Regions from separate parts of the Homo sapiens genome. Here region 1 is linked to region 2. Evidence: chromatin loops called from intact Hi-C (ENCODE). Cell type or tissue: B cell. All regions are shown on one strand.

What was found. A loop is a pair of places that touch in the nucleus more often than their neighbours do. Peaks named below come from ENCODE experiments on the same cell type or tissue, not always from the same donor. Only the 100,000 strongest peaks of a DNase experiment are listed, where the experiment ranks them.
Region 1: it touches region 2 in a loop (5-fold over the local background); 6 of 110 quality-filtered maps call a loop at or near these places.

The regions. Positions count from the first base shown.
Region 1 is chr22:32,443,036-32,445,535 of GRCh38, forward strand. The region is part of intron 7 of BPIFC (BPI fold containing family C); the gene reads right to left. Among named protein-coding and RNA genes, the nearest start is that of BPIFC, 20 kb to the right of the region's middle. In B cell, no CTCF peak of the experiment used is centred here; a DNase peak (open chromatin) is centred at 1,296; H3K27me3 peaks cover 868 bases.
Region 2 is chr22:32,102,723-32,105,222 of GRCh38, forward strand. It overlaps SLC5A1 (solute carrier family 5 member 1), which reads left to right. Exons shown (of 15, transcript NM_000343.4): 14 at 2,064-2,169. Among named protein-coding and RNA genes, the nearest start is that of C22orf42, 55 kb to the right of the region's middle. In B cell, CTCF peaks have their summits at 1,129 and 1,328; a DNase peak (open chromatin) is centred at 1,139.

The sequences.
Region 1 (2,500 bases), 340 kb after region 2:
TGCTGTTATACCCGAGGAACCTGCTGCTGGAGCTGCTGTATCTTTCCTGACTGCTGGGGGTGCCGCCAGCTTGCCATCTCCTCTAGGAGCGGTTGCATGCCCTACCTGGAATGGTTAGAGCTGGAGCTTTTTTTTTTTTTTTTTTTGAGACGAAGTCTCGCTCTGTCACCCAGGCTGGAGTGCAGTGGCGCGATCTCGGCTCACTGCAAGCTCCGCCTCCCTGGTTCATGCCATTCTCCTGCCTCAGCCTCCTGCGTAGCTGGGACTACAGGCGCTCGCCACTATGCCCGGCTAATTTTTTGTATTTTTAGTAGAGACGGGGTTTCACCGTGTTAGCCAGGATGGTCTCGATCTCCTGACCTCGTGATTCACCCGCCTCGGCCTCCCAAAGTGCTGGGATTACAGGCGTGAGCCACCGCGCCCGGCCCCAGAGCTAGAGCTTTTACTTTCCCCCTGGGCTAGTTGGAGAGCACATTATATCAGAGATCTACTTAGAGATCTATTTTGTTGCCACCTTTTTGGAATTTGAAAATTAGTCTTGAGTCACATTAATATTTTTAGGAAGGGGCAGAGGTATCAGCACTGATGTGCCTCTTGTGTGCTCATTGATGTGCTTGGCATAGTGGGTACAGCACAGGCTTGGCTGCCTGGGGCCGAGGGTTGAATCCCTTGGCAAGTTACTTGTATTCTTTGATCTCAGTTTCCACATCTGCAACATTTGCATGGGGATGATAATTGTGTCCACCTCATCACATTGTGAGTAGAAATGGAAGTAATCCATGTAAACTTGCCCAGCTTATAGTAAGCATTGAGTAAGTGTTAGCCGTTGTTAGTTTAACTCCATTTCACCTTCACTACAGCCTTGAGAGGGAGGCATGACGGTCCCCTAATTACAGATGGGAAAACCAAAGCTTAGAGAGGTTAAGTGAGTTGCCAGGTGTTGCATAGCCGGGATTTGAACTCAGTTTACACAGCTAGACAGCTGTGGTCTCAGCATTCTTTTCTATCTTCCAGTGGCACAGAGAGAATCACAGAAACATCTATTATCTTTAAGCCATAAATCAATTTCAGGCAAACTTAATTATTGGCTTCTGTGACATAACTCATTCTTCACTGGCCTCCTGTCAGAGGCAAAAGGACCGTGCCTCGTTTCAAACAGGGGAATGATCAAGTTTGGGGTCCTTGAGGATGACAGTGCACTTTGCCAGGGACTCTAATATGCACACTCATTGGCACTCAGCATCTGTCAGGTAAGGATGGAGAAGGACTATAAGGCTTCTGAGTCCTGGACAGCTGCGCCACCTCCTGGGATGAGCTGCTTGATGCTTCTGAGTGTTGATTTCCTTACGACTTTCATTAAGCACCTATAATGTCTGTCAAGCACCGAGCTGAGCACTAGAGAGATGGACGTGACCAGACCCTGTCTTTGTCCCTTCTTTTCCAGAAGAGTCTTCCTTCTTTTCTATTCCTCCTCATCCCTGTCCTTATCTCCCCCAAAATACAGGTAAACGGTTCAGGGAAGGTGTGGTCATTATTGGAAAGAGAGTGCATAGACAATTCCATCTTTCCCTTCTTCAGACACTGACTTCTGAGACTAGAAGCCTTATAGCTTTGGAAAGGATCTTAATATATTCTATTTTCTTAACTTATTCCTATTGTATGTCCTGGAAATACCTCTTCTTATCCTTCATTCCTTACATATACAAATCCTACCTATATGTTAAGATCTAGTTCAAGTTCTGCATCCTGTAAAAATTATCTCCCAGGACACTTCCAGGCCCTATTTCTTCAAAATTTTCCATTTCTCTGAACCTCTCCTGCTCAATCTAATGATCGTGTAACTGTATACTAAATTCAAGTACTCAGTTAGTTATTGTTTCACAAGCCCGAGTTTGAGCTTTTGAATACACAAGTGTATCCCTCTGTCCTATTCCCAACAGATCCTAGTCCATGGCAGCTGAGCATGCAATAGGTACATAATAAGTAAATTCTTGTTGGTTGTTTGCCCACCCTATGGTAAGAAATTTGAGAGATGTGCTGTTGCTTTCTTTATCTCTGCATCCCAAGCACCTACCACAATATTTGGCACATAGTAGGGATTTGAGAAACTGTTATTAAGTTGCAAAGGATATTTAATGTGTGTGAAAGTGCCTTGGATAGTGCCTAGCACACAGTAGATGCTCAATAAAGGTTTCTTGATTAAGAATTAATTAAAGGATTGGCCAGGCGCGGTGGCTCATGCCTGTAATCCCAACACTTTGGGAGGCCAAGGTGCGCGGATCACGAGTTCAGGAGATCAAGACCATCCCGGCCAACACAGTGAAACCCCGTCTCTACTAAAAATACAAAAAATTAGCCGGGCATGGTGGCGGGCACCTGTAGTCCCAGCTACTTGGGAGGCTGAGGCAGGAGAATCCCTTGAACCCAGGAGGCGGAGCTTGCAGTGAGCGGAGATCGTGCCACTGCACTCCAGCCTGGGCGACAGAGCGAGACTCTGTCT
Region 2 (2,500 bases):
CTGCTACCCTTCCTGGCCTCGGTAACCATCAATCTACTCTCTATCTCCATGAGTTTGGTTTTTAAAACTTTTAGCTCCTATATATGGTGAGAACATGAGAAATTTGTCTTTTTATGCCTGGCTTATTTTACTTAACATAATGGCCTCCAGTTCCATCCATGTTGTTGCAAATACAGGATCTCATTCTTTTTATGGTGGAATAATACTCTACTGTATATTTGTACAATATTTTCTTTATCCATTCATTTGTCAGTGGACACTTAGATTGATTCCATATCTTGGCTACTGTGAATAGTGCTGCAGTAAATATAGGAATACAGGTATCTCTTTGATATACTGGTTTACTTTCTTTTGAATATATATCCAGTAGTAGAATTGCTGGATCATATGGTGGCTCTATTTTTAGTTCTTTGAGGAACTTCCATAGTGTTCTTCATTGTGGCTGTGATAATTTACATTCTCACCAACAGTGTTTGAGGATTCCCCTTTCTCCCCATCCTCACCAGCATTCATTATTGCCTTTTTGATAAAAGCCATTTTAAATGGGGTGAGATGATATCTCATTATAGTTTGATTTGCATTTCTCTGATGATTAGTGATGTTGACATGCCACAACATTCTTGGTCAGCCTCAGCAAAATTATACATCTTATATTCACATTCACATGACTTGCCATTGGTTTCACGTGGAAGGATACATGCCAGGAAACATGGTGTGCCAACAGGCTGATATCAAGCCCATGTCTTTAGTCAGAGTCCTCACAGTTGTCCACCCTTTATTCCAGGGCTTATTCTCTGAAACCTGCTCCCCAAGTGACAGCTCAGGTGCGTAAGATCACATGGGTGGTACAGGGCTACCTGGCTTAGAAGCCTATGTTCCAAATAGAAACTGGTATTTCTTTTGACAGTCCCATGGTCAAAGCTTTCAAAGGTCCCAACAAAGCACATACCTAGTTACAAAAATCAGTCTACTCAGGGAAACCCAAAATATAGTTTGCCTCTTGATTTTTTTTTCCAAATTAGTCCACCAAAAATTGACCATAGGATGTAAAACATTTCTAACAATATCAAAGTCTAATTGATTCAAGACTTCAAAAGTTGCAATTACTCTTCTTTAACTCTAGATGCCCCCATTGGTTTAGAATTCATTCATGGCTCTCCCAATTTAGATAAAGATGACCAATTATGAGCCATTTTTATTAGTAGTCTGGTAACCCAACACAGATTTCCAGGTTTCCAAGGGAACAGAGCCAGAAAGTTAACCCAAGGTCATATTTATTCCTAGAAAACAGAAGGATTTTGTTAATCCTTTACTTTACTCATGCATGCACAGACTATGGAATCCCTAAGAGACCTTCAACTTCATTGCCAAATTTTTAAGAGCTGTGACAAACCTAACGTCAAACAAAGACTGCTTTTATGGCAGCAGAACTGAATCACATCTATTTGCTGGACCTGTCACAGGCTTTCTTTGTGTTGTATCAACTGCTTCCTCATGTCTCAAGTCTTTGAAAGTATTACAACCCAAACACATTTCTAGTTGATGCCCTAGACCGAGTTCATGCTCTAGATCAAGTATTTGGTTCATGCTCTTGACTATGTCAATAGAAACTGTGCCTTCAGCTCTACCATATTCTATTATGGCTCATGATTCTAGCTTCTTATCCACATAATGTGACATAGTGCAAAAATCTGAACTTACACTCCTAACCTGGACAAATGGTTGTCTTGTTGCTTCCTACTGCCAGTGCTAAAAGGAACAAATTATTTATCACACACACACGTAAAAGAGTTCATTCAACAAACATTTCCATATGAGGCAATCTTTTAGCTCTGAATATGCATATATCATAGAGGCTAGTATATACATGTATATTACTTTTATCTAAGTTACCAATGTTTTTAGAGATAATGTTATGGATGAGAATCGTTGTGTATGTTCTTCCTGGTACTGAGATGCCACATTCCCTTCCCTTCCTTGATGCATATCTCTTTGCCCCCCCAACTTCTTGTCCCAAGATGCTATTTGGATCTTTCTGTTGACCTGTTCTGCCTTCTCTGCAGCTCTACCGTCTGTGTTGGAGCCTGCGCAACAGCAAAGAGGAGCGTATTGACCTGGATGCGGAAGAGGAGAACATCCAAGAAGGCCCTAAGGAGACCATTGAAATAGGTGACTTATGACCCAGAGCAGATCCTAAACCATAAAAGTTACTCCTACAACAACAAGACTTTACTGAAGTTCTTCCCTAAATAATTTTATCAGAGCTCAGATGTCTCCCCTCCAGGGCAGTGAGGAGTAGGGTGGGGATGAGATGGATAAGTGGGTTTGGGGAAGTTAACTCTGAGTTCAAGGGAAAGAAAGGGTACAGAATCATTCAAGCTCCCTCACCCCTCATATTTAAAAAATTTTTGTGAGTACGTAGTAGGTGTATACATTTATGAGGTACGTGAGATGTTCTGATGCAGGCATGCAATCATGCCTGCAAGCAAGCACATCATGG